Linked DNA regions of Mus musculus: all the other regions are linked to region 1. Evidence: chromatin loops called from intact Hi-C (ENCODE). Cell type or tissue: left cerebral cortex. All regions are shown on one strand.

Evidence for each region. A loop is a pair of places that touch in the nucleus more often than their neighbours do. Peaks named below come from ENCODE experiments on the same cell type or tissue, not always from the same donor. Only the 100,000 strongest peaks of a DNase experiment are listed, where the experiment ranks them.
Region 2: it touches region 1 in a loop (10-fold over the local background); 2 of 42 quality-filtered maps call a loop at or near these places.
Region 3: it touches region 1 in a loop (2.8-fold over the local background); 2 of 42 quality-filtered maps call a loop at or near these places.
Region 4: it touches region 1 in a loop (10-fold over the local background); 4 of 42 quality-filtered maps call a loop at or near these places.
Region 5: a loop joins it to region 1, with 20 times the contacts of the local background. A loop is called at or near these places in 2 of 42 quality-filtered maps.
Region 6: it touches region 1 in a loop (8-fold over the local background); 2 of 42 quality-filtered maps call a loop at or near these places.

The regions. Positions count from the first base shown.
Region 1 is chr14:86,156,447-86,161,446 of GRCm38, forward strand. No RefSeq gene overlaps it. Among named protein-coding and RNA genes, the nearest start is that of Gm32729, 14 kb to the right of the region's middle. In left cerebral cortex, no CTCF peak of the experiment used is centred here; a DNase peak (open chromatin) is centred at 2,868; H3K27ac peaks cover 1,292 bases.
Region 2 is chr14:86,245,768-86,250,767 of GRCm38, forward strand. It overlaps 4930529K09Rik (RIKEN cDNA 4930529K09 gene), which reads left to right and starts at 203. Exons shown (of 4, transcript NR_040457.1): 1 at 203-326. In left cerebral cortex, no CTCF peak of the experiment used is centred here; DNase peaks (open chromatin) are centred at 2,105 and 3,893.
Region 3 is chr14:86,771,106-86,776,105 of GRCm38, forward strand. Diaph3 (diaphanous related formin 3) reads right to left here. Exons shown (of 28, transcript NM_019670.2): 26 at 1,502-1,597; 27 at 981-1,040. Among named protein-coding and RNA genes, the nearest start is that of Gm33025, 21 kb to the right of the region's middle. In left cerebral cortex, no CTCF peak of the experiment used is centred here; a DNase peak (open chromatin) is centred at 2,420.
Region 4 is chr14:85,932,564-85,937,563 of GRCm38, forward strand. No RefSeq gene overlaps it. Among named protein-coding and RNA genes, the nearest start is that of Gm32729, 240 kb to the right of the region's middle. In left cerebral cortex, no CTCF peak of the experiment used is centred here; DNase peaks (open chromatin) are centred at 2,724 and 3,112; H3K27ac peaks cover 1,243 bases.
Region 5 is chr14:86,622,216-86,627,215 of GRCm38, forward strand. No RefSeq gene overlaps it. Among named protein-coding and RNA genes, the nearest start is that of Gm32969, 99 kb to the left of the region's middle. In left cerebral cortex, no CTCF peak of the experiment used is centred here; DNase peaks (open chromatin) are centred at 2,825 and 3,031; H3K27ac peaks cover 1,072 bases.
Region 6 is chr14:86,747,076-86,752,075 of GRCm38, forward strand. All of the region lies in intron 27 of Diaph3 (diaphanous related formin 3), which reads right to left. Among named protein-coding and RNA genes, the nearest start is that of Gm33025, 45 kb to the right of the region's middle. In left cerebral cortex, a CTCF peak has its summit at 1,878; DNase peaks (open chromatin) are centred at 583, 1,990, 2,653, 3,126 and 2 more places; H3K4me3 peaks cover 715 bases; H3K27ac peaks cover 1,851 bases.

The DNA.
Region 1 (5,000 bases):
GAGTCTGACTTCTTGAGTTCTTTGCATATATTAGATATTGTATATATTAGATGTGAGTTTTTACAGATCTTTTCCCAATCTGTTGGTTGCTGTTTTGTCCTATTACAGTGTCCTTTCTTTGCTTTACAGAAGCTTTGCAGTTTTTTTTTTGTTTTGTTTTGTTTTGTTTGGTTTGGTTTGGTTTTTTGTTTGATTGTTTGTTTTATTAATTAGATATTTTCTTCATTTAAATTTCCAATGCTACATAAGTCCCCCAAACCACCCCCTACTTCCCTCCCCCCCCACTCCCACTTCTTGGCCCTGGAGTTCCCCTGTACTGAGGCATATAAAGTTTGCAAGACCAATGGGCCTCTCTTTCCACTGATGGCCGATTAGGCCATCTTTTGATACATATGCAGCTAGAGTCAAGAGCTCCAGGGTACTGGTTAGTTCATAATGTTGTTCCAACTATAGGGTTGCAGACCCCTTTAGCTCCTTGGGTACTTTCTCTAGATCCTCCATTGGGGGCCCTGTGATCCATCTGTGAGCCTCCACCTATGTGTTTGCTAGGCCCCGGCATAGCCTCGCAAGAGACAGCTATATCAGGGTCCTTTCAGTAACATCTTGCTAGTGTGTGCAGTGCTGTCAGCGTTTGGGGGCTGATTATGGGATGGATCCCCGGATATGGCAGTCTCTAGATGGTCGATCCTTTCATCTCAGCTCCAATCTTTGTATCTGTAATTCCTTCCATGGGTGTTTTGTTCCCAATTCTAAAAAGGAGTAAAGTGTCCACACTTTCATCTCCGTTCTTCTTGAGTTTCATGTGTTTTGCAAATTGTATCTTGTATCTTGGGTATTCTAAGTTTCTGGGCTAATATCCAGTTATCAATGAGTACATATCATGTGAGTTCTTTTGTGATTGGGTTACCTCACTCAGGATGATGCCCTTCAGGCCCATCCATTTGCCTAGGAATTTCATAAATTCATTCTTTTTAATTGCTGAGTAGTACTCCATTGTGTAAATGTACCACATTTTCTGTATCCATTCCTCTGTTGAGGGGCATCTAGGTTCTTTCCAGCTTCTGGCTATTACAAATAAGGCTGCTATGAACATAGTTGAGCATGTGTCCTTCTTACGAGTGAGGTCCCATTTGTCAAGTCTTGATCTTAGAGCATAAGCCATTGGTGTTCTGTTTAGGAACATTTCCATCACTTTATTTACATTTTAAAAAGCTCTTTTGCAACACCTTTACTATGTGTAGTTTAAATAGTATACATTCAGTTATTGTAAGATCCACTGTATGATATAGGGGAGGATCCTAACATATGTGGGTGTAAATACACATTTTACAAAACACAGGAGAAATGAATTTGCTCATAATGGCCAGGTAAAGCTAAAATCAACAGTGGAAAAAAATAAAACATGCCCCATGAGATGAATTTATCAAAACCTGGAGGATGATGGAATCCTGAACAACAAGCAGCCTAGTTTTACAAAAGAGCAAGTCATCTCCGACACAATCAATAGCTCTTTTCAGCAGACTGACAAAATTAAAGGACAGAGGGAATCTGGAAATGCTGCCTATTTGCACTCTCACAATGTGTTTAACGCGCACCCAGCACATTTTCAATTCAACTGTAGATAAAACTGATTCAACCATGAATGCTTTCTAAAAGGATCTGACAAAAAAAAAAAAAGAAAAAAAAAGAAGGTAAAATGTCATCGATAATGACAATGCAGGCTGTTGTGGGATGCTGGAGTTAATAAAGATGATTCTCTGCAGATCCAAACTGATCAAACGGGGAAAGGATATCGGAATTGTATTCATGCTTGTTGAATAGCACATTTCATAGAGCACAATTAGGTAGATTCAAAAACCACAATGGATACAGAAAAGACAAGGATGTTAGGTGCGCCCTCTGTGATGACTCTTGAGATCTGGACAGAAAGAAAAAAAAATGCAGACTTTAGGAAAGTGAATCCCTCAGGACAGAGAACTGACTTGAGCTGTGTTCTTACTTGGCTTTCTTTAAGGGCGTTCATCCACAATTTGAAGTGTCAGGTTTTTTTTTTTACCCTGATCCTGACTTTAACACTTCATATGATGTGATAGGAACCCTCTCACATCCACTGAATGTCTTGGATCTTGAGTCAGAGCTTGACTGACAGGTCTATTGATGCTTTATCATCTCTGACACTCCTGATCTTAGATGCAAACATAACTTCAGCTTTGGTCTACAGGGTTTCCTTTGACCTACGCTGTGGTCAGAGATAGAGATCAAGATGAGTGAATCACTAAATGCAAAGAAATGACAGGAATAATATATCGTGTGTAGAACATTCAGGCAATGAGAGGAAGAAGTTGTGAAGGGGGATTGGAGAAACTTTGGAAGGGGTGATATTTAGTTTGGTCTCTAAAGGCAAGATAAGGAAGACTGTAGATGCAGATGTATCTCACATGGAGAGGCAGCAAGCAACCAAATCTCTCCTCACAGATATGAGAAAAATGACTTGTGCAGTCTAGCACAGAACACTGCTTGCAAGAATAGATGGAATAAATCCTATGTTAATATACAAACTCCATGCTGTACATTCTACAAAGGTAAGGATTGTTATCATGTGATGCTTGGTTTTAAATTGAAGTGAATAACAATACCTTCTAAAGTAAAAGCTAGACAAGCCTTTAACCCAATAATCATGCACAGTATCGTTAAATCTCTGGGCTTCACCCACTTCTCTAAAGACCTCTTACTCATGAGTCAGGTAGGGAGATGCCGCATCTGTGGAACAGAGCTAGCGTGAGTTTTGTTATGGGTACATGTACTTGCAGACACAGCATGACTCACATGTGTGGGATATGAAGCCTCCTACAGATCAGCATGGATTCACAGGCAGCAGCTGCTACTGTCCTCCTCTGCAGTTTGTTCCCTGAAAAGGGTGGCGTGTTCCCACCATCACAGAAGTTCGCAATCACCAAACTCCTTTGCTCTACATTGTGACCACGTAGTAAATCATCGTGTTTCCTAGTCTCGGCTTTCTATGTCTTTGCATCGTCGTGCCAACAAATCTATCCCTTCACTTGGACTTTATCCACGGTTCCTTACCTAGTGCCTTGTATCAGCCTTCCAGCTCTCTCGTCTCTGGTCCACCCTCTGTACTGAGGTGGGATAGAAAAAGGCTGCTTTGTCCTACTGTGCTTTGATTCAAAATTCATAAATAGCTCACAGTGCCAACATCAGTGACTCTCTTGCTTTATCGTTATGAAAGTCACACTTGATATTTGTCTGAAAGACGGGTTTCAGAAAATGCTTCTTCCCCTCTGATTCAGAGGCAGTACAATCCAGGAATCTTCTGTTTTTTAACAAATGAAAATTTGGCATTGATTTTATTATGGGGCTTTTAGAGGGCAGCCTTACAGCAGAGTTTGGCACTTCATACATTCATGACTAAGTTTTAAGTATCTGTCACCAAATGTCCTTTATCTGTCATATCATTATTCCAGTAAGCATGATTATCAAAATAGTGATTATAACATATAATTTGATGTACATTCAATGCATGGCTATCAATTTTTCTATTGATGTAAACATACTGGACTTTGTAAATAACATACCATATGAGATCATTTAATGATTCCCAAGGAGTTGATAACTGGTACAAATGTACCTATTAAAATAGCTCACAGATTTTTTTTTAAGTGTTAAATTCTTCATAGTCATATTTAAATGAAGCTTGATTCCTGGTCCTAGAATTTCACAGTTTACAGAAGTCTCCAAAAAGTAACTTTTTCTGCCAAGAAGGGAGGGTTTTTATCATCCTGACAAGATCTTAATCATGAGGCATAATTAATCATGTCTTTCCTGTGTACCTACTGGGGATAGGTTAGTGTCATTGGAAATTTTGAGGGTGTTTTTGTTTCCCTGAAATGGTGTCCATTCCATCACCATATAAAAGGAGACTGGTTGCCATGGAAATAGTGAAATGATTGGCTAACAGATACACATGATATGGCTGGAGAATACATGATAGTGTAGAACAGAGAGTGAATGGCACTGAGAGACTCAGCAAGCAAGTGTCATGGGAAGAATAAAGGTCATAGAAAGACCATGTTAGGCCATTAGGACTCAAAGCCAACTCTCCGCTCATCTGTTGGCATTGGAGAAGCCTGTGTACATGATGCTAAAGCAAAATAAATAGAAAGCTGTTGTTTTGTTTCTATATCCCAAATTATTACCTAATCAAAGCAAATTTAAACTTAGGAGCATTCCTTGTGACTAATTTTTAAATCAATAAATTAAAATCATATGTACTTACATATGCAAAATATTATTTTGATATATGTATATGAATGACTTAACTGAGTTAATTAAATTTCATTATATCACACTTACTTTTATATTGAGATATATAATTACTTTCTTAGAGATTTTTAAGATATAACATACTAACACGGCCTATTGCTATCATGCTGTTCAATTGACCTCTTAAGCTTATTTCTACCACACAACTGAAGTTTTGCACTTTTTAGCTGATACCTTCCTAACCAGCTCTACCCACTCCACCCTGACCATCCTACCACTCCATGGCAGACCCTGGTCATCACCTTTTTATTCTCAATTATGAGAACCAACATTTTTTTTAATTCCACCTACATATAAGATCATGTAGTGTTTCTGTCTTACACATTTCCTATTAATGCCCTCCAGGTCCATGTACATTGTGACAAGTATCATGCTTTCTTTTATTCAAGCAGAGAATTACTACACTGTGCATGTGCCAAAATCACATTTTCTATATTCACATATTCACTGACAGATGTCTAGTATTGTTTCATATCTTAGTTATATTAAATATGATACACAGGGCTTAAGAGGCACTTCAAAATGCTTTTTAAATTTCTGTTCTATGTATACCTAAGGGTGGGATATAGATCATATAGTAAATACTAGATTGATTTTTTTGAGGGAGTATTCACACTCTTTTCTGTAATAACTGTATTAGTTTACGTTGGTAATGATCA
Region 2 (5,000 bases), 89 kb after region 1:
TTATAGTGGGCCAGCTACCTTGCTGTTGCCAGGTAACTGTGCGGAGGTGCATACCTGGCTATAGTCAGGTAACTGTGGGGACGGAATCTAGCCAGAATGTCAGAAGCTTGGGACATTGTCTGTGTAACTTATAGTCGCAGAATTATGGTGATGCGGGCTTTGTGGTGTCTCTGGGAATGTGGCTCACTGTTCCATCCCTTGTAGAGTTTCCTACTGGGTCTCCACTGGGTCACCCACTGGAGCAAGCCTCATTCAACCAGAACAGGCTGCCTTTCATGGCCCCACAGATCTGCCATAAGCACAACATTTAACGTGAAGAGAAAAAGGTAAGAAGATGAGAAAGGGAGGCTCTGAACTGATTTGGAAAATGACTCCTTTCTGAAGAGATCATAAGTACTGTATGAAGGGAGGTAGGAGAAAGAAGAGGGAGGCTTCAGGGCAAAGGGAAGAAAACTTGCATCCTCTAAAAAAACAACATGAACTGGGACACAGACAAAGTATAATTGTCTGAAGGAAAGATGATGAGAGGTGGTTGGAATGGGATTACACAGGGTCCCTGCAAGTCATGGAAAATAATGCGGATTTTACATAATTGCTATGGGAACCACTGTAGGATTTCAGGCAGGAGACTGGTATGATTTGATTTACATATGTAAAAGGTCATTCTCTCTTCTGTGTAGAGGGAAACTCGGGGGGGGGGGGGGGATCAGAGGGAGACTGGAGTACAACCACAACAGCCCAGGTAAGAGATGCTACTGTCTGGGATTCTGCTTGAAGCAATGGAAAGCCTTAGAAATGGATGAATTCAAGATGTAGATTAGAAGGTGAGCCACATCACCATTAGAGAATGCGATGATTCATGTAATTCACAAGTAAATTTTCCAAATACCTAACAGTTAACGTCAAACACAAAAATTTATTTTTTTGAAAAAGAAAACAAAATATGTTTTCATGGGAAATCATTCAAAATTGAACAAAACATTTCTTGAATTTTTTTTTATCCTTCTTTAGAAGATTTCTACCAAACTCACAAGTTATTTTGACTCTAAATCCTTCTCTCCATTTCTGTCTGCCATCTGACACATTTCTCTGTCAATTTCTTGAGTTCCTCAAATTCAATTACTTTCACTCCATATGTTAAAGATCTGGTTGTTTTGAGGCAAGTCTTAATTAGGATGAAAAGATTATTTTTCACTTAATCTAATCCACACGTTGGCTACACCATTTAGATGGGCGCCGCACCTGGCTGACTCGGGGCAGCATCTGCTGGCCCAGACTGCTGCTCAGCCTGCGCGCACTAAGGCCTCCGTCTAACCAGAATTATCTTTGCTTTGAGTCAAGAATCAGATTTAACTGATATAACCCACTAAGGTTAAAATCAGCATGATCCGTACTTACTAATGCCACATATGCAGACATTTGCAAGAACGTGTCTTTCCATTTAGTTCCAATATCTGTTTATGCTTATTTTCCAGTGTTCTAGATGAGTTCGTGGAAATGCTAGATTACAAAAGCTTAACAGGTGATGTTCTTTTCTTCTCTTCTCTCTCTCAAATAATGAATGGGAACCTAAATTAGAAACCAAATTCTCATTTGCTGAAGGATTGGAGACGGAGCTGATGAACTGGATTTTTGAGCAATGGCTTTCTGCGGTTAGGACTACATGACTGAGTTTAGCTGACCTAACAATAAGGTTACCAGCTTCAATGAAATAGAAGGTAAACGCAGATCATTGAGGGATGGAGACTGTGTAAAGGAGGAAGAGGCACAGGTAGCAAAGAACATGTAAGCATTCAGAAAAGGAGACTGTGAAGACACCTAGAAAAATCTACACAGCTGAAAAGGGAAAGTCAAGCTAAAGGAAGATGGCATTTTAAGAAAAGATGTATATGGACATGTCTGCATCCTCATGAAGACGGTGGGGCTAAAGGGAGCCATTCAGAAAGCAACATCAGGAAGTGCAGTGTCCTTGAGAGTGAGGCAATGGGGCTGAGAGCATCAGGAGAGAGATTGGCCTCCATAGTAACAGGTGGGAACATAACAGTGACAAAGGCGAGTGAACCGGGTTTTCTAGATTTAGTTGTGGGCAGATGGAGTTTTCATTCTGTGTTTTCTATTTTCTGAATGAAACATGAAGTGAGGTATTCAGTTAAGAATGAGAGGGTGGGAGGTGTAAAACTTGCAAGTTTGAAATTGAAGTCGTGCTGGGTGGGGAGGCACGGTTTGGTTACTGAGGAGACAATTTCTGAGCAATGCCAAAGACCCCTTGAGGGGTGTGAGGATCTAAAGTGAGAGAGCTGGCTCTGTGCTGGAGCATGCTCAGGCAGTGCTTTAGTACTCAGGGATAAAACTCGGTGGACTCATTGTAGGAGAGGTGGCTCATTGTAGGAGAGGTGGCTCATTGTAGGAGAGGTGGCTCATTGTAGGTCCTGATGGAGGAGTGGATGGGGTTAAGGAGCTGAGGGTATTAGCAAGAGCATTGTTTTGTCCATTTAGTCAACAATGATCGCCAAACCTATCAAAAGCAAGTACAAAATATGGTAATGTAGGGCTAGGTTCTATGTTGAGTTTCCCCCAAAACTTGGCATAGGTTTGGTGTTTTCCTTTAATCTATCCTTCCATTTTCTCTCAATTCTTCTCATAAATAATTAATAGGTTTCAAAATAGTGATATATATTTAGAACTTGCCGTGTATCAAGTACATTTGTTTTTTTGTTTTTTTAATGTATCATAGCATCACTGCTTACAGCACGACTCAAGGAAAGCACCTTTATCAGCCCTGGTATACACGACATTATACACGACATGTATGCATTATACATGACAAAGGCATGAGCAAAGGTGTGGGACAACTCACAGGAACAACCACAGTACGTTCAGAGCACTGTGACTGTGCCTACAGATTCAAAGTCGTCATCAGGTAGTGAAAATGCTCAATGGCTTTTACTACAAGATTCAAAAGCTCCCATTTAAGACATATAAGTCACCACTCTTATCAGCAGACTCTTCTGCAAGGGATAAGAGCTTTAAGCTGTTGTAAAACTGAATAAAATTAATATCCCAAATGATGTGTGTTTACAAATGAAACAAGCATGCCTATGCAAGCTGTGATTGTCTTACATAACAAAAGGAGTCTCTGTTCTTAAACTCTCAGTGGTTTATATGGAATAAAGGAATTACTATTTTATTTCATTTATTTAATTAATTAATTTATGTATTTAATATTGGCTATGGAAAAGAAACACTTCTAAAACTGAACTTTGAAAATAAGCAATCTCTCTCTCTCTCTCTCTGTGTGTGTGTGTGTGTGTGTCTGTCTGTCTGTCTGTCTGTCATCTGTCTGTCTGTCTGTCTCTGTCTGTCTGTCTGTCTGTCTCTGTCTCTCTTTCTGGTCTTTCTTTTTTTTTTGCTTCCTTCCTTCTTACCTTTCTTCCAATTAAACTGAGATAATTCCTCAGCTTTAGAAACTACTCAACATCTAAAAAAAATGCTGTTATGAAGACAATTTTTCCTCTCATACAACAAACAAAACTTAAAATGTATCCTCTTTTCCAAAACTGAAAGAAACAATCACAAAATCAGATGGCAAGAACTTGGGCTTTTAAGAGAGGATGAAACTCATCATTAAAAAAGTGGAGAGTGTTCTCTTAGTTCCTCCCTTGGGGTGGGGGAACACAGAATTCCTGCTACATCATGCAGACATCTCCTTTGATTACTAATACTTCTCAAGACCCCACTCTTTGAAGATGCTCACCCTCACTATCTCTAAAGACACTCCAAGGTCAGAAACGCATCACGTTTTCTTCACAGCTTTGGTCATGCATGACGTGGCAGCCAGGTTTAGTAATAGACAGCTTCTGTTGAGGATTGAGCACATCTTCAGACAGAGTGCTTACTCTCGGCTGCATAGGAGCCTGTTTGAGTTTATTTAAGCGCTCATTTTGAAGTTCATTTAGATTCATGGAAGATGTGTGAAAATAATATAAGAGTTCTCATTTATTCCTCGCTTGCTTCCTAGGAAAGCTCTCTTTTATCTGACCAAATTACGGAGATGAGACTCGGGAAAAACCACACTGCTACAATAATCTGAACTGCACTGCTCATCCTAACACCATGTACCTAGGCTCCTCACTACTGTTATTTGCACAGTGGAGTGTGTCATTTAACTGATGTTTGTCTTAGTTTCCTCTAATCTGGGATAATCTCATGGCCTTTCTTTGTCTTTCATATCGTTTGCCCCTTCAAAGAAGGCTGGTGGGGTTTGATGCTGTTGTTGTTTGTCTGTTGGGTTTTCTGTTTGTTTGTTTGTTAGAATTCTTTCAGCATGCATTTTTAACGTTGCCTGCTAAGAAAGAAGTTGTACATTTCTGTAACAGCACTGCAGAGGAGGAGCCTCAGTGGCTCTGCTGGGTTGAGTGGGTAGCTTACACACAATAGCACGGAAGTGGCTTGTTTCTATATCATTATCTCAGGGGTTGATGATGCCCATGCCTTATTCACAAATGACATCCAAGGCACATGCTTTGTTACGGTCACTTCGACAAGGTCTCTCTAAGAAAGTTACTAGCTCCCCTTAGCTAATATGTAGTTCAGGGGTATGACTGAAAAAGTACACAAATTTCTTCTCAAACTTCTACCCACTAATTTTATCTTGTAACAAAGATCCTGTCCAAAACAATATTGACTGTGGTTTCTATTTCCCTGTTTTCTTCCACCTGATGAGATTTTCTTTTAAATGCTGATACCTTGTTCCTACCACTAATTAAATGAGAATTTACTGAGTATTCTATCCCTTGTCTTCCAATAAGGCTGGAAAGGGGATACTGTTGTTAGCATTTGATTATGAAGAGACTTGTTCTTAGATTGCCATAATAGCTTTTATTCTTGAGCTGCAGAATTGCAAAGGCAATAAAGAAGCTCCGAGCTCCGAATCATTACCCCTTCCTCCCTCCTTACATTTACCTCACTCTTACTGCTGTTAACCATTGCCCACATTTAAA
Region 3 (5,000 bases), 610 kb after region 1:
CACTAAAAAGTTGACAGGTCTATTTAAAATTCTGTTACAGATTTAATCTTTCTGGTCATTTCTTAACCATTTACTAAGAATATTCTGACCACTCAGATACTCTCTGGATTTTCTTCCTTCGTTAACTATTTTACCTCCCTTACAAGTGTGATACACACACCTTCTTAGTCACACCTTAATACTCACAGAAAGGAACTCGAAAGCACTCCCCAGTGCTTCAGATGAAGTCTGTCAGGTAGTTTTTCTGTTAAATCCAGCCAACTTTGATAACAACCTCAGCATGAGGCAATGGGAGTCACAAAGTATGAACATGGATGACAGACATAAGCAGAGTCCAAGAACAGAGACTTGCCAGAACAGAAACCAAATGAGTAAGAGCAGACGCTTTTAAGACAGAGTCACAGACAGGATAGAAGGCATTCATATGGGATCTTTTAAAAAACTCAACTCCTTGGCAAATGTTAGAGATGAAGATAAGTCACTCCCATTTAGCAACTGTAGCATCGTCCACTGTAAACAGTCTATGCGACGCATCTGTATTTACAGTTTCTCCAAAGTTGAATTCTTTGCAACTGCACTGACAAACAAGGCAAGGAAAGATGAACACAGGTCTCAATACTTCACATGTATCCTGATGATTAGTGGATCTGCAACTTTAAAGTAGTTACCATGAAATGGCATTGCTCTGAAATACCGCCGTAGCCAACTCTGATCAGAAGTGTGCAAATGTAACTTCAAACAATACAACTATAACAAAACATTCACTTGCGACCTAATTAGAAAAACAGAAGAAATAACTTCAAGGAAATAAGGCAGTATGGAAAACAGAGCCCGTCATCTCAGAGCAAAGACAAACATCTATGCATTTTTTTACTCTTGGAGTTATACTGAGAACTTCAATAGCAGTGTAGTAAAAATCACAGACCAACAGGATAAAAGCAGGTAAGAATAGCATGCAATTTATGAATAAAGTTTATTACCATGGTTACAAACTTTGAGAACAGGCCTCTGAGACATCGGGCTGAGACTCTGCCGAATATCTGTTAAAAAGAGAGAGAGAAACTTAGTATCTGTATGTTTGACTTAAGAAGTAAAAGAATATCCTGTGATTTTCCCAAGCTTAGGTCTTTTCAGTGATGGTGCAATGCTTGACCGCCCTGAAACACTCGGAACAGTGATGCTTGGACTTTTACCCCACATTTAACTGTGGGACGCTAACCTCCACTGGGGCAAGGTGCATATGGGTCTCTTGATGAGACTCATCACACCGGTCAGGATTGTCTAGCTTCAATGCACATCGATTTGTTAATGCACTACTGACACCAGCCAACTGGAATGCATCTCTCTCTGACACCTGTCTCTGCAAGGGATTAAGCAAATTTAGGAAAGTTAGAAACAATTTCTGCCCACAGCACTGTTCTTGTGACAAATGACTTTAAAAGAATTAAGGGGAGAAACCGCTCTTCCCTAGAAAGTAACATGAGATAAGAAAAGAATTCACCTTTCAGCTTTGGTGTCCTTTTTCTTCTGTCGCGGAAGGCAGCCCCTGACTGCAAGGCCTCCAGCAGACTATCCATCACTCCTGTCTCATCTCCCTCTGTGAAAAGAGATGCAGGGAATTCCATCAACCCTCGGGGTTACCAGAGCAATGTCAAAGCACACATGCAAATGCGGGCGATGGTGGTGGCAGAGAGCAGAAGGACAGAACATCAGAACTAGACCAGGAATTTCCAAACAACAAAAAAAATTCCAGCTCTGTCCTAAATCAGCCATTTTTTAATTAGAGCCATCTCAACAGTGTGTCTGTGTCCTGCCCACTAAAGAGGACAGGGCTTCTCAGACGCAGTGTGGAGCATTGCTTATATAGACCAATGGCACGGTGAGTTTAGATGGAATGTACTTCAGTGTCTGCAGTCATCATAAATCATATTTTTTTCTCCTAGAAATGAGTTATTTTTTAAAGCATAAAACTAGTTTCTAAAAGCGACCAGGTGTATGGTACAGTGCCTATTATACAGAAGCTGGGCCTGCCAAAACTTACCATAGAAAAGAAAACTTACCATTTTCATGCAGGACTCTATGAATGAATATATTTCTAATTACACACACTCACACACACCCCTGATATATAATTCTGCTGATAGATAAAATATGTATATTGCCCTCTGACAAGCTTTCATATGATTCATGAAAGTTATCTTTTACAAGTAAGATGGTAAACTCAGAGATGATTTTAAGAATTTAAAGGATAGCATTCCTTAAGCTAGTTCTTTCCTAAGAACTTTGTTCACTGTTTTTATTTCCCCCTTTTGGAGCCACACTCTCTTTATAGACAACTCTTGACATGTGACCATGGCAGAGTACAAAACCCCACTCCTTACAGTTTATAAACAGATGCAGACATAGAACTATGCGTCAGCTGCTTTGCCATCTGCTCCTGCCGCACAGTTTTAGATGAGAGCTAAACCTTGGAGGTGTGATCAAAAATGGTGGGTGAGAATCCAAGTATTTAGAGGTTGTCAATTTACACATACATTTAATTCTGAAGCATTTCAATGTTTACTGTAAAGTACACTAAATATTTTAGACAATTTAATAAGTAACTACTTACCTAATCTTTAAAAATTTACACTCAAATTCAAGTATATTTTTGCTATACATAAGTTCATGTAATATTAAATATTTAAGGTAGTTATCAGTGAAAGTAAACATTTAAATAAATGAAAGAATTTGCTTTTTTTTTAAATTTAGTATTATGTTTGATTGCAAATAAAAAGCAGGAAAAAAATAGAGAATTTGTTTAGAGAAAAAGAGAACATAAAAGTGTTGGTGTTGCTCCTGGATTGTAAACCAGTTATAACTGAGTATGGCTGCTTCTAGATGATTATACTGTATGGGCGCTAAGTTACTGCTGGGTGTTGACTCTATTACGGCTGCAGTCTCCCTTTTTCATGCCTTTGAACATGCAGCTCTCTATAATGAGGGTCTTTTACACTGTCTTCCCCAAGCGAGCTCCTACCACTACTTCAAGACAGAAACTGAGACCATGTGAGACCATGCCTTGCCCCATATGTGCTAACTTAGTGTGCACACATGATAACACGTCCTTTGGAAAGTTTTGCTGTTTCCTAGACTGTACTATTTAGGAGACAAGTATGTCCTGGAAGACAGGGATCGCTGAGGAAGAGCTTATTCCGTTCATCACACACATACACACACACACACACACACACACACACACACACACACACACACACACACACACACAAACACACACACACCCCATGGCAGGGTTTACTCTGTGTAGCCCTGGCTGTCCTGGAACTCACAGAGGTCTACCTGTTATGCTTTCTGAGTCCTGGGATTAAAGGCATGTACCACTACTGCCTGGTTCTATTTAATTTTTATAGGTAGCAAAATTCAATTATTTTCATAGACACAAGTTGTCTCTTCCATTATATTTGCCTATGTTCTTGGTTAGGGACATAATCATGCCTCATATCATTGCTAAAAACCTCTGATTTGAACTTTAAATAGACTTGTGGGCATGTCAACTCTATTCATGCTGAACAGAACTAATATATAAGATGACAAGCTATAAGGAGGATGTTCTTCCCATGCTAGGTGTGTTTTAGATACTTATCCAACACATGTTTACCTGCCATATGGTATTGTGCACTGGAGCAATACTACACACGTATGATACCTAGGTTGTACAAATTAACGAGAACTCCCTCCAGTTCTCAGAAGCAGACTGGGGTAGATGTGAAAGGGTGGACACCATCAGAAGAAGAGAGGTCTTGGAAGAAGAAGTAGAGATGGAGGCAAATGTGCAAAATTAAAAGATGTATAAAGCTGTTTAAATCTTTATACATACATCTTTCTACTTATACACCTAAGAAATAAGGTCAATTTACATAAAAATATAGCCTCATTTCTTCTGTGAAATAAATAGACCACCTGAAATAGTGTCCCGGCAGAACTGAATAACACATTGCCTCCTATAATTTGTAAATGGAACTTTGAAAAGTGCAGTGTTGAGGAAAGGCCAGTCTGGGAGGAGACTTCCAAAGTAGAGTCAATGAGGTGAGGATGGGAAGGAGGGGCAGCAGCTGAGGAACAGCTGAGGTCTTGGTGCGCATGGATGGAGGAAGATGAAGTATGGGAGAATTCTGAGATGGGGGGCAGTGATGGTTAGGTGCTATGGTAGTGGGAGATGACCACAGTGACCAGCAGGTGATGTCAGGGTATGACAAAGGCACACTATTTTGAAAGACATTCTCTTATTACAAGTAAGAGTAAGATGGCACCCCAAGGACTTGTGAAAGTCCTCAACATAAAGCATGGGCCCACACGCCATTTTCTTCAGCCAAGACAGAACATTAAAATTGATGCAATCAAGAAAGAGTGCATTCTACAAGCTTCCTGAAGTCTGAAAACTAGCAATCAAACCCAAACAACTTACAAAGGAAATACCCGAGGATGGGGTAGACTTCTCGATAGCAAACTGAATGTCAAAAGACAGGAGGTAAGTGATTTCTAGCTTCTGAAGAGAATTATTTCCAGGTAAGCAGTGGTTCAGTTGCCAGTAAGGTAGGGACAGAAAATAGCCATGCTCAGGCAATTCAGTCACCAAGACATGATTTCCTAGAGACAGGAAATGTGTGAGGGTTTGGATCTAAAATGTCTTCAGAATCCACATGCTAATGGCTTAGTTGGCATAGCTCTTGTGAAGAGAAAGCTGAACCCTCAGCAATGGACCAGTCCACTGATGAGATATTTGATGAACTATTGAGAGGTGACAAATGCTTAGGAGATGGCACATTATTCCTTTCAGGGTGCCTCTCCCTGGTATCCAGGCTTTTGGTGACCATGAGATGAGCATTGCATTTCTGTCCTCACCTGGAACATGGCCTTTACCATGGCCCAGACACAATGAGACCAGCTGATAATGGACTAAAATCTCTAAAATTGAGTGCCCAAAGAAATGATCCCCCTGT
Region 4 (5,000 bases), 220 kb before region 1:
TCATCACTGAATGAAAAGGGATGGAGAGCAAGATCGTGAAATGTAACTCTTACCTGTGAGATGTAGTAAGGATTAGGCACTATGAGTTTTCTGGATAAAGAATCCAGATATATACTAACAATCACTGTCTCATCAACATGCACTTGGGCTCTTAGTTGTAAGACTATACACTTTAAGTCCTATCTTCCAAATATTTTGCTTCTTTCATGACAGACAACTACTTCACCATCAAGAACTAATACTAATTCCCAAATCAAAAGTCAAAGACAGCCTGGGGATATGGCTCTGTTGGTAAAGTGTGTGCTACTCACTCATGAAGATCTACCTCTGTTCAATCCCTTAGGGCACACATAAAAAAGCCAGAAAAAGTTGTGTCCCACTTTAATCCAAGCTTTGAGGGAGTAGGCATGAGAGGATACTTGCACCTTGCTGAGCATCCAGTCTTTGAAATCAGAGAACGGTAGGCTCAGAAAGAGAGACTCTGCTTTAACAAAAATCAACTGAAGAGCAATTCAGAAAAGTACCCATTATTGACCTCTTGCCTTCACACATTATACACAGAGTAGACACTTGGTTGTGCATGTGAACACACACAGACACACACACACACACACGCATGCACGTGCTTGCTGCATGTACCACAAAGAATGAAAAGTAGGAAATATTGTATTGACCTTGACAGAAAAGGTGTATATAGGCAGTGACACAGCCAGTGCTCAATGAAGGAGCAAATTGCCTAATTGAAGAAAACCATTTGCTACTGTAGAGGAGACCGTCAGATCCACTGTATGGCTCTTCAGGATCCTCTTTTCTGTTTCAAATCAGTTTTCAAAGGAATTATTATGAGTCTGTAATGCCACACAAAGTGAACGTGGCCTGTAGGCCTCCCCTTCCTCATATGTTGTTGGCCAGCAGCCTATGAGAGTTAGGAGGAATGCAGAGTTTGGACAACCATGAGTATGACAGAATCACTTCAGGAATCAGCTTCAGTCAAGCAGCTCAGCTCTATTCAGGGTGAACAGGGGCTGTAGAGAACTTGGGGAGTAGGTTGGGATTTCCAGAGCACATTATTAGCTAGGGCAAAGGTGCTGGAAATGCTTAGATTTATATCAAGAGGAATTCCAGGCGCTTGCAGGACAGGTTCTTATCAGGAGAAAGAAAGTTGAATTGATAACCTGGACATAGGCAACTTTCCTCACAGGATTTTGGGATTATGGGTGGGAAGGACAGATTGGTCACAAAACTACCTAATTATCATACAGTAGGAAAGAACTGAGCAGGACTCATGTGCTGAATCATACAGTTCTTGTAGGAAGCTTTGTACAGGGTCAGCCTCTATATAAGGTCAGATATCTGTGCTTATAGACACTTTCCAGAAAAGATCAAGCAAAGGAAAGGAAGCTCTGCTGATAAAAGGAGTCCTCCCTTTTGTACCATGCTCAAAGAACTATCTGGACACGGTAGACTGCAAACTTAATATAATTGTGTTTGAAGGTTACAACAAAATTTCCTACTAAAACTCCAGCAAATCTTTGTTGTATAGTATTTTATTCAGTATTGATAATTTCTTTCAAACTAAACTTCATCCCTTATATTTCTGTTAAATTTCTCCAAAGTAAATAATAATTACAAAGAAAACTCCTTTTGATAGTCACATATTATTCTTTCTTCTTTTATTCATCAATATATTACTTGTTCATATTTAACTAGTAAACCAGTAGGTGAAAAGATAAAATCAAGTTAAGGAAATGTCTGAGAGATAGGAGAATAAAGATATTTCCTTAAACATGAATTGTTTTCATATAACACTTTATAGCAGTCCTGGTAAATTACCCACTATCTACATAATGACCAAAATGACTGCATAATAACTTTATACGACAATATAACATATGAAACATATGCAAATAAAATCATATACATACTACTGAAGTATTTGAAATCTCATTATCATACAATGTAAACACCCAAGAACTAATATTACTAATAAGATATTACAATATTCAAATATCTAACACACAAACTATGTTTCAATATTTAGATGATGTAACATTGGCACATTGGGAAGTCAGGCTTATCAATAAAGTTATCTTGGATGGGGTGGAATTTGAAACCCTGTTTTTAAGAAAATGTCACAAGATTGACGAAGATGGGCAAGAGCTTCCAGATGAAGAGAACAGCATGTGCAAAGAAGTCACTATCACAGAAGTTTAGAGGCAGAAGCAGATTGATCTAGCATTGCTCCGAGTCCATTGAACATTTCTGAATAAGATTTTTTTTTCAGTGCGCTAAATGCAACCAGATTGAATATTTTGAGTCCCATCCCATTGAATAACTTTGAAATAAGAATTTGCTTTTTTAATGAGACATTTGCATTTAATCTCAAATTTGAAATGCAACCTCTTCCACTTGGTTATTTCCATGGGAATACTTGCTTTCAGGGCATTATGCTTATCCTGTAGTAAAAACACGGGTTCTCCAAAATATATTTCCAGTGTAAAAGATGAGTGAAGTATTTATTTATAGAGAAAGCTGGAAAATACAGTACCAACAATAGCAAACTAAGGGTTGTATAATAAAATGTTCAGAAATGTTATCACTGAACCACTTACAGCAGTTCCAGTAGGCTATTTTTAAAAAGAAAAGACAGAAACTAAATTTTTAGAAAAAGTGATTCATAAGACTGAAGCTATTGATAGAAGAAAGCTGAAGTCCTGAGGAACAGATGAGTCACAGGAAAATTCAGGAGGAGCACGTCAAAGAATGTTTTAAAAATTCATCATTTGGTGAACTGTAATCCATTCTAGCTAGAACAAGCAAAGTGAATAGAAGAAGGGAGATATTTGCATAAAATTTAACTTAAGCGAACAGGAATCCTCAGTAAATTTAAGAAAACTGCAGACTTTCTCTCTTTTAAATAAAAGCTTTTCTTGAGATAAAATTTACATATAAGGGAACTTGACTTCTTAAATTACTTAATTCAGTAGTTTTCGCATATTCATGGAATTATACAACCATGCCTTCTACCTAATTTTGCTGCATTTTATCATCTCCTCCAAAAAAGGCCATGTCCATTAACAGTCACTCCCAATTTTCTGCCAATTCCCAATGTCCCAAGCATGTAGGCTTTGTAGAGTTTCATGTTCTGAAAATATTAATTACAATCAGAAAGCATATCCTGCAAATAGCTTAGGTTTTGCTTAACATGTCTTCATGATTGTTAAGGTGGTAGCCGGTGTTAGGACTAATTCCTTGTTTGTTAATTCTCATAACATCTCACTGTATAACTACACAGCATGTTGTTTACCTACTTATCAGGTATATTTATTGAGTACCTCTGGTCCTTTGACTGAGAAAAGAATATTGTTAACACTTGTATGTTTGACTTTGTCTGGAAATTTTCCCATTTCTCTTGGGTATGCATCTCAGTGTAGAATTACTCTGCCTCTTCTTATAAGAAAATAACCCTCTACCACACTCACATATTTTAATTAAGACTAAAAACCAAATGAAAAACAAGTCTAGACATAGTCAGTAAAAGGTACTCTCAGTTTTCTGCCTCTATAATGTTGTTCAAATGAAATTGATGTTTTGAATTGCAGTGCTCAAGTAGTGTATGAGCTTAAAATTGTCAGGAAGATATTTGATTATTTGTTTATAACAATAAACAAACTAAAGCAGAAAATTAACAACGTTTTAAAACAGTTTTCATCAACAAGTTTGATGCAAAAAAAGTAATTTAAATAAACCCAATTAAAAATATACTTCATGAATTTGAGGTCCATCTGGAATAAAAAGTGAAACCCTATTTCAAAAACAGCAACAGCAAAGTATAGATATATGTATGTTATGCAGAAACAGTAGAAGTGTAATCAGAGCTTAGTGTACTTTTCTTTAAAATGGTGACAATATTTTAACGGAAAATAAATTATTCAATGTCAAAATTATTGACTGGCATTTCCACACGTTAGTTTTGACGTTAACTGTCTCATGCTATGACCTAAACTGTTGTTTGTCCGATTGCATCAGTACCTCACTCTGAGTAGATACAATTCAGCTAAGCAAAAAAATATATAAGGAAAAATGTATTTCACGTTGTTCTGAGCACATTTTGTCAAAATATAGCGTTTGGAGTGATTTACCGTGTCAAAAGTGAGACAACCACCTACTTGGTTTGTGTGCTCCCTATGTAAGACTGGCCTGCTCAGTGCTGTTCAGCAGGACTTGACTATAGTGTTGGAATGCCTCACTGATTAAAACTGTAAATTACTCTGGAATACATTTAGGAGGGATTGCACATTTAACTTCTTAACTCTTTGCTTCTTCTTATTCTGTTTTATTTTCCTGGATTTTTGCAAACTCCCTCAGGGAACACCCATGTGTAGAAGGTGGGATGAGGGTGGAGACTGCAAGGGTTACCACAAGAGCCTCAAATATGTGAGCCAGAACTTCCACAATGTGACTGTTAGATTACCAAGTTAATGGTGTCTCCCTTGTGTACACTTGACCTGCTGTATTCTTTTCATTGGTGATTCTCAACTTTGTTTTCCTGTTAAAATAACCAAAATATCTAGAAATGTGAGAATTTGGGGACTGTCTGGAAGATTCTGATTTCACTGATGGGAAGTGTGACCTAGGCATCAAGAAACTCAAAAGCACCTGCATGATGCTAATCATCCTACAGCAGAAAACTGAACTTGACAAGAGCCAGGAATACTGTCAGTCCAAGAGAACTATAATTTTCTATTGATTCGCTCATCTTCGTTCATCACATCTGCTAAAGATATTGATACCTGATTCTAACCTGATATTCAGGCCATGCCGGTTCTCTTTGTTCTGACGGAAAAAGAAAAATCAGAAAATTTGCCTTCTGACTAGCAAGCAAGAATTTCCACAGTACTTACATCTGCTACCTGCTTTTCTGCCTTCAGGAAGTGATTGAAAAATGTCCCCCTCCTCTACATATAGGCCATCCTTGTCATGCACTCTCACTGCATCTG
Region 5 (5,000 bases), 470 kb after region 1:
GTATTTTCTTATTATAAGTGCTTTTTAAAATTGAATTCTGACATGGCTTAAGCCTTCCACCAGTGTTCCAACAGTCCTAGAAATGTCCTTGAGCAAGATCATGGTCTTGGAATTCAGTAAGATTGTAAAAGCTAAGTCACTCCCTTACACAGGAATTTACCATCACTAAGGAAGAAGGAAGTTTCAGACCAAAGGAGAAACCAGAATAGATACTATAGCAGAGTTACACCCATACACTCGTATTTATAATGGCCTAAGGGGAAGGTGGACTTTACAAGAGACTAAAATAGGAACTATGGCAAGGACGCGAAGCCCTTGACCCTGGCTTCTAAGATTAGTGAATCTTAGCTGGAGCCCTTGTTGATCCCAGCTGTTATCAATGAATTCTATCCCAGGTGGTTCCCGTTAGACCTTTTGTGTTTGCATTCCTCTGTTTTATGTAAGATTCCGGTTACCTCAATTGTACCTTGCGAATATGTCACCCAACTTCCTTATTGTCCTCTGCATAAAAAGTCTGAGGCTCGATTCAAAAATTACACTCAGATTCCACACGAACTCTCATGTGTGTGTCTGTTTGTTGCTCATCCATGCTTTGCCCACCTGCGTCGAGAGACCCCGTTCCACGCAGACACAGGGACCCAGAGGGTCTGCGGCATAAAGGCTTGTGTCTTTTACTTAGGAACTAAATGATCTTAAGTGGGGTAGAAACCCCCAAATATTTACCACAACACATATCTACTCCTGACTCCTCTACTTTCTTGAGACATCCCAAACACGTGCCTTCCCACCTCCATGTTCTCGCCTTTTAAATATTGGTTAGATTTATTTAATTTTAAGTATGAGCATATTTCGCTACATGCATGGCTTTGTGCCATGTCTGTGCAGTGTCCGTGGAGGGCGGAGGAGGGCATCAGTTTCCCGGAACTGGAGTGACAGACAGGCATGAGCTATTTGATTATGTGTGTTCTGGGAGCCAAACCCAGATCCTCTGCAAGAGCAGCAAGTTCTCTTATCTGTGGAGAGATCTCTCCAATGTTATCCTTTTCTTTTTTGACAATTAAGATATTTGGAAGTAGGAGCTAAAGGGAACTGCAACCCTATAGGTGGAACAACAATATGAACTAACCAGTACCCGGGAGCTCTTGTCTTTAGCTGCATATGTATCAAAAGATGACCTAGTCGGCCATCACTGCAAAGAGAGGCCCATTGGACTTGCAAACTTTATATGCCCCAGTACAGGGGAACGCCAGGGCCAAAAAGTGGGAGTGGGTGGGTAGGGGATTGGGGGGGTGGGTATGGGGGACCTTTAGGATAGCATTGAAAATGTAAACAAGGAAAATACCTAATTTAAAAAAAAAAGATATTTGGAAGTAAAATAAGGGAGCAGTAGAGGACGTCAAATGGGGATATAGGAAGCAGTAAGTCATTATTTCAGGCTATGCAGAAGCAAGTAGGGGCCACCACTGTAGAGATTTGGGTCTCCTCATCACTCCATGAATGCCCTGATTTCAATCTGGTGAGAACCATGTGGGGCTTTTAACCCAAGGAATCTAAAGGTAGTGAATTTGCATTATTTTATGTTCCAAGGCTTAAGACAATTGGTTGCAGCAGTTATGAAATTTCTATGGGGAGATTCAGAAGAAATGCTTCGAACAGGAGCATTTGTCCAAGGCTGTGAGCTAATTTTAAAGCTCTCAAGGAGAAGAGCTTTTCACATCACACCAACACCTAAAAGCTTCGAAGCTCCATTTGCCCTCCGGCATGCAGAGTTTGCTCCAGGACTCCTTGACCACAGGCAGTCAGAAGTTGTAGGTCAGCAGCGGGTCTAATACAGAGGGCATCCATGATGGGAAGTTAAGATGGAACTTATGGAAGAACTTTTCCAACTACTGCTTCAAAAGAAGAAATACACACTATGGGTGTTGTTAAGGATCTGACTAGGCAGGTTTAGAAAAAGGAAAAAAAAAAAAAAAGCACAGACAAAGTGTGTCCTGTTTCTCAAGTTTACCTTCATTGTTCAGAAGAATAGCAGGGATCTGGGAGACTGTCATCTTAAGGCACAATGCGCCAAGTTAAAGATGGAGTGGCAGTATTAATGGAATTGCCTTGCTTTAGTGGGTTTAAGGCAAATCCTTAACATTATTTTCCTGCCGTTTTCTAAATTAAATTTATAAGAAATATTATGTATCCCGCTGTGCAAAGTGAAAGCCACATTCTTGTAAAGGGCTTATAATCATATTAAAAAGCTGGAGGGTGAAGTTTGTTCATGCCATCAAAGTCACAAAGTAAAAAATAGAGTCTTATATTGTGCATTTTATAATGGTAATACCTTTTGGGATATATAACACCACAAAGTGCTTTTCTGATATTGTTTCGTTAATCCTCGGAACATCCCTGATGGGGAGGTATATTTTTATCTCCACTTTGCATATGGGAAAACTGAGGCACAGCTAGTGTCAGCCATTTGCCATGGCCTGCCAGTGGGCTGGAAGCACAGCTTGGGCTGCCTGGAGACCATTCTAAACTCTCATCAGACGGCACTCATCTCTCTAATCTACCTTTCTGCAGGTACCGAAATAGCTCCAGGAGGACTTCAGCATCTCTCAAATTTTATCTTCAAGTTCCTCAAGAAGAAAAAGTACTATAAATAGATTTTCTGTTAATTCCACTACATGTGCTTAAAATACTTATGAGCAGTCCGTGGGCTGGGGAGGAGTGCTGATGTGCTGGGCTCTGAGGGGAGAGATTTTTCGAAGTGAGGGGACATGTGGTTGTTCTGGGAAAGCCATGAAACTGTTAGGAGAGCTGTAGTAGGTCTGCAACCCAGTAAGCTGGAAGCTTCCCACTGAAGCCTGCCTGCTAACAATCAGACATTTGTTCTCAGACCAGGAAGTACCCTGTCTGTCCTTCCAGATGTTCCTTTTCTGGGCACTGAGGAAGACTATTCTGGAACCTTACTATGCAGATTTTACCCTTTTCATATACGTTTTAACTAAAAAGGTATGCACCAGGCTTTAGCATCTTCATGGAAACCCTTCAGAACTAAATATTATATTTAGCACCCCATATGTCAAGGAGAAGTAGGAGGACCAAATGTTCTCTGCATGTTCTTAGGTTTTGTGTTTCTGAGTGACACAAAACACCCAGACTTGAGCACTGTGCAAGATCAGCCGTGACATTGGTTGTATAGAGAGCACCTGCGCTATGTAAGCATGAGTCAAACATCCATTTTTTTCTCATGGTTTTAGCCATGAAATTGAAAGAATCTAGTGGGGAAACCCCCACTCAATTCTCGATTCTGCATGCACCCAAGAATCACGAACAGACGACCATCTTGATGTAAAAGCATGAGGTAGTTTAATGACGGAGCTCCGGGCCTACACATATCTCCCGCAGGAGACAGAGGTGTAGACCACATGGTGGAGCCATAATGGCAGAGCTCCGGTTCGAAACGTATCTCACACAGGAGACAGTGGTTTCGACCCCGACGCTTGGAAGCTAGGGGTTTTTATAGAAAAGGGGTGGGGCTGGGGGAGGAATTGGCGCGGTTTTACATGATTGGTCCATTTAAACATCAACAGACTGTCAGAACGGCGGGAGATAGGGAGGCACTAGGCCAGTCAGGACATGTAACGACGGGCCTGCCCGGGCATATCCTGGCCTGTTCTGCTATGTTCTCAGCCCCAGGTTTCAAAGCTCACAAAGAACTCTTTGGGCTATTTGACATAAATTACATGAATCACATGTCTCAAGTTTTATTTCCTTTCAAAATCATCTTGCCCTTTTGTATACACAAGGAAATGTCATTTGCTCACACAATCATGAACTTAGCATGGCTAGAATTCAGTTCTGTACTTGGGGTTCAAAGCTGTTAGCTACCACACTACACCCTTATAATATTCTGAGGTATGTGAGCCATCTTATCTTGTGACATACCAAGTCTGTCGATAAGAAATGACTCTCTTGGCATACTGTTGATCATTATTGCTTGTTGGAAGATTTCTTGCCTATTGTCAAGCTTCAGTAAAAGGATTAAAGGCTTTGCTTTTAGTTCTCTCTAGGACTCTTTATTTAAAACAAAGGACTGGGGAGGCGGCTCAGAGGGCAAATAACTTGCCAGCCATACAGACTTGAGAGCCTGAGTGTGGATCCCCTAGCTCATATGAAACTCTGTAAAATCAACATTCCTATTTTGGTATGGGAGTTAGAAATGGAGAGTCTGAGAAAGTCCAGAGCCAGCTAGCCTGGTTTATTCAACTGAAAACAAAAGACACTTTTTCAAACAAAGTGCAAAGCAAGGATGGATACACAAGGGTATCCTCTGACCTCCACGTATGAGCTGTGGCACATGCATGCCTGCACACACACACACACACACACACACACACACACATACATGAACAGGCATGCACATAACATATACACATACAAACATACATGTATACATGCACAGAGGCATTTTATGCAAACCTTTAACACTGTGCATGCACTCCAAAGACTTGTCTGGGCCAATTTATTATTATTATTATTATTATTATTATTATTATTATTATTATTGCTTTTCCCTTGTTTTCAGTCATGTCATTAATGCCTTGGAGCTGTTCCATTGTTGGCTGCTCTGTGTATACCATGCCATCAGCTGACTACAAAGAAACGAATCTTAAAGAAAAGTTTCTACTGGGGGAATGAGAGAGACAATTTAGAGAGTGGCTTATTTCCCTCCTGGACAGCATAGATGATTTTTTTATGGTGTTGCATTCTGCAGAGAACATCAGAGTCAATGTCTTTCAAGTCTTTTCCACTCCTGGATGGAGGTTTCCCCAGACCCAGTAGCAAGTCCAAGTGTGGGCCCCCGTCCCTCTCCTTTGCTCTACATCATTCTGCTATCTGCCAGGGGGTTCAGGCTGTCAATGCCTGCTACTCTCTGCCAAGCTTCTTCTGGACACGTGAATGGTTGAGAATGAAAGAAGCCAGATCTCCCAGAGAATCAATACTAAAGA
Region 6 (5,000 bases), 590 kb after region 1:
TCTCTAACTCTTTTGCCTGCTACCAGGACCCTTTCCTACTGGATTGCCTTACCCAGCCTTGATGTGAGGATTTGCACCTGGTCTTAATGCATCTTGCAGTGCCATGTTTGGTTAATGTCCGTGGGGGTAGAGACGGGGCTGAGAGTGGATCTGGGGAAGGGTGGAGGAAGGGGAAGCTGCAGTCAAATGTATTGAAAAGAAAAATCCAGGGGCTTGTCCTTCACTAGACATTCCCTAAGAACGGTACCTTGTTTTAACTATTCTACCAGATAGAAACTAAGGGCAACCTGTTGCACAGTTCTGCATTGTAGGCCCTGGCTCACAGTTATTAGCAGTGCTTATAGTGCTATCCCCAGAATAAGGTGGCTAGGAGTTCTACGTCTCTCAGAGTGACTCCCTTATGACATTTGAGTGTTAGGTACTCTATGACCAAATATGCTTCATCAGACAAAGTTTCAGGTGTTTTTCCTCTCTGGATATAAGAGCAAGGGTGGGCTGGCATAGCTAGTCTGTGCTGTGAGTCCGTTCTGCCAGGAATCATCTGGTGTACTGTTAAGTTTTGTCTCGCACGCACACACTCTCTGTGCCTGGGGTGCGTGGGTGTTCTAGGCTTCATTTGTTCCTGGAGCTGAGCACTTGTAGCTGGCGCACCTGACGCCATCTCTCTCCATTGACTGAGGCATGAAGAATCTTCCTCACATTCTGAAGTTGTTATCATCTGTCATGCTGAAGAGTCAGTGTTTGGAAAGTGCAGACTAATTTTAAAGTAAATGATTTAATAAAATAAGCCTTTATCATATAGGGATTAGGAATATCTAAAATATATACACATATATTTTACAAAGAAGTAGTATTATTTTAAAATATTCTTGTCTCACTTAAACTCTAGAAGTGGAGAATACACAAGTCTTAGAAGTTGCAGCAAGTCTGTTTCAAACATTAGGCTTTCCTCCCTGCGCTCTATCTTATCTTTAGCTATTATTGGGTAATCGGCATACCAATTTTGCCCGAAACTAAACAAACATTAAGCTGATAGTAGGAATCGGCTTGATGTAACAGTTCCACAATATTAGTTCTATTCAATTTTAATAGGATGTACCACCAGGCTGTTCAATTAGAAAGTAGATAGGCTACATTTTGCCTCAAAAACTACCTCAAAATTTATTACTGTGTTTATATAGTTCTGGTGGAGTAAAATTTAAAAATCCCACGAACTAACCATTTTATGGGTCAATACAACTTTAAAGGGAAGATATAATAGCATAATCATAACTCACATTTTTTCCTTAAAATTATGATGATTATTCTTCCTCAAGTGCCTGTAGCAATTAGGTTTCATGAGGAATTACTACTTGCCAGGTTTAAGCACATTTTCTCAAATTGAGCTAGCTTGAAAGACCAAGCAATTGGTAGACATCACTATATCTTTTATTTTCCAAAAGGAGTGAGCTCACATTTCTGCTGATTTTCAGTTTCAGCTCATTTCTGGCAGTTAAATAATAAGTCTCTAAAAATAAGGGCTTATGAAGAGAGGGGGAGTTACCAACACAGGCCGAATCCAATACCTAAGTGAATGGCAATTGGTTGGTTGTGACAAAATGAATATTTTTACCCTAGGACACAGTAATACAGTTTCAGATGGAAATAAGCATAACCATCGATCTATCTCCTATAGCCTCCGGGCATTCTGATATTGAATGGAGGCCTGGATGAACAGGTGTTATGATTTGCCCAGCACCTACCTCTGAGGGGCTGGTGTCAAATTAATCTTCATGTCATCAGTGCCTTCGCAACAGGTCTTAAGCAGTCTTCTCTCCCTCTAAGTCCCAGCTCAACAGTTGTCAGGGTCTGAGTCAAGCTGTGCTTCTGCCCACACAGTGGCACTCTCAGCACTGTAGGCTGCTCGCATGATTTTTTAAGCAGAGCAGCCGGTTGCCTTCAGCAGCAATGCTTTTGGGGGCACTCCGTGCTGTTCACCCAGTGTCTCTGGCTGCTCTACAACTGTGCTAGTTAAGGGATCGACAGAAGGAACAACAAATGGCTACAATTAGCATTCGCCCTGCTCCCGCAAAAGAATTTCATTGCTATGGCAACAGGAGTTACCCAGACAACACAGGGCTTTGGCTTAGAACAGTGTAGTGCATTGTACCATGTACAGAACAAAATAGCCATAGATCAGGCGCTTTCTTCATGGCACAGAGATCTCTGCCATCATATTTAAGTATAATTTACAATAACTGACTTCTGAGTTTGCAGAGCTCATCAAGGTACTGGCAGTTACGAAATGTCATTGATTTATCGTTTTGAAATTTCAAAAACAATTAAAGAATGATTGTTAGATCTTGTTCATATTGTCTTCAATTTTAAACAGCACCCAAGGCAACCAAGTCTGTGTTTGCTGTCTCACTGCTGCTTACAAATGCCCTTTTCCTTCTGCCAGCTCGATGATATAAATGTATGTAACCTATGACTAATTAATACGCATTTCCCCACATCTGGATATTCAGCCAGGTTCCAAAAGCCTGTAGTTGCAGTAGGAAGGAACAGTGTATCCAAGCAACCTATGGTGAGAGCTGCAAGGCTGGGGGTCTTCGAAATCACTTAACATCAAACAGGAGAATAGCTATCACACTCTTTTTGAAGGAGACTTTCAAAGCAACAAAGTGAGAAGTCCTTGAAACCCGTCTAGTGCTAATAGTGTAAGTAAGATGGAAAAAGTCATGTAGATGGCTTAAGAATGACTTACCCTGGCCATTGTTCCACGCCTCCGCAGCCCAGCTATCTAGCTGTATGGGCCTGTGCTTCTCACAGGTATCAGAAGCATTCTTAAGGAAGTAAAGGCGAGGATGTGTCTCATAAGAAAAGCACAACAAGGCTACTTGGCATAGTTTTAGCACATGCCAGTTATCTTTCTGAAATCTGTAAAACTCAGGTATTTCCAGAAGACCGTCTTTTTCTCAGTGTCCCTGTCAGCAGGAGAATCAATAGTATCATTAGGAAGAGCTCACATAGACTGAGTGCAAGTGCGTCAGTGTGGCGTGGTGTAGTTCTCACAAGTCCTATAAAAAGCAGGTAGAACTGATGCCCACTGATGGTTGCTTTCATCTGCGGAAACTGACGTGCAGACAGAGTCAGGATCTGTGATTACCAAACAGCAAAGCTGTGATTCAAAGGCAAGTCAGCTCTGTAAGGTTCGGCTTCTTTGAACACACATTAAGTCATGTTGTAATTTTAACGCTTCAATCTCTTTTTCACAACTTCAGTACAAACTTTATAATGGGAAAAAAATCTAAGTGGGAAAAAGCAAGGTATCCGAGAAGCATACTGATGCTAATTTGATCGTTCAAATGCCTTGGGTGTTTATCTAGGGATGCAGGTGATTAGGGCTGAAAAGGGAAAAACTGAATCTACTGAGCACATTGGTTTTGATGGGGTCCAGGATGCCTGGAAACAGACTGGCAGGCAGAAGTCTGCATTTATTAAGCATGCGTTCAGCACTTGCTCTCATGAATTCAAGAATATTTTAAAAAGCGATCATTTCACTAGTGGTAAGCAGCTGCAAATGGAAGGCACAGATATTTGAGTGTCTGGCACAAACGAGTCGGAGTTTAAAGCGCTATCTAGATAGATCAGATCACAGTGTGTTACTTCAGCTACATGTGTGTTGAAGACAAAAGTAAAAATAACTTTAGGGTTAAATCCATTCTTAAAAGATAGATAAAAAAGACCCATTAATATGCTTCATATTACTCTCAGTGCAATCTACAGGTGACGTGCAAACACTTGATTTTCCTAGTAAGTCCAGGGTGTATAATTTCCATTCTTCGAAAGCACTGGATATTATGTACACAGTTCTAATATACAAAATCAAAGTTTTTTTTTCCCATAAATTACACTATTTGGTGCAAAATGGAAAACAAAGTTTCTTATAATTGCAAAAATGCTACGTTAATACAAGAGCAAAATCTCACTAGTTTTCATTATAATGTTATTTGGGATCTGAAGTTACAGTATATGGAAATGTTTTTATTCCTTTGAGCAGCAGTAGTGCTGAGACTGAGACAGGGAAAGAGTAAACCGTGAGCAAGGCACAGCATATCCCTTCACAGCACACTGCCCGAGGCCCAGTGCTTCCAAATACCTACATTTTTATTTTGACCATAATGAACCTTGTCAATTGTAATGAAATAAACACAGTGAAGCTGCGGCAGGGAAACAAACTCCAGGAGAGTGGGCCTGCCATCCAATTTGGTATGAGCACACTTCTCCTGTGCTTATGGACATTTCGGGATAATAGAAGCAGAATTATGAAAGTGTCCTGAAAAATATAGAGTGCTATGAAAATGGATTTTAACCAAAAACCTTGTCAGCTCTTATGGACTCAAACACATCACTCTTGGCATTTACTTATTTTAAATGAATCAAAGGAGAAAGAAAGATAAAGTCCACAAATTGAACACATTTCTTCTAACTGACCTCTTCCTATCTAGTTCTACTTCCAAAGGCCTCTATAAGAAAACTGCCTAGTCTTTCTCTTCAGCCATCTTCACAGCTTTTCGCTATTTCACTGATTCAAGTGCATGCTAAGCTCAAGTGCAGCCTCCTGACTGACTGCTCCGATTTCCCTGACAAAGCAAGGAAGGGAGCGCAGGCGCCATCTTCTCGCTCTTCTCTTGTCTTTGGAGATTCTTAGAGTGTATCACCCCAGAAAAAGGAGTCCTGTGATCATACTCAGAGGTCGGTGGTTTATTGAAATGATTTAGAGTATGAAAGTTAATATCACAGATTTGAGTTCAATTCCTGGCTCTGCTGTTTGACACTTTTGTGATCTTAAATGAGTTACTTTGCCTTTCTTAGCCTTGGCTTGAACAAGGTAAATGCAGCACCCAGCAGCGTTGGGTGTGCTCAGCTGTTGTTCTCCTTGAAAATCCTCTGAAGCCGGCTCTGCTCTCTGCGGTGATGTTGGGGCGAGTCATGCCTATTGTACTACTCATCAAATT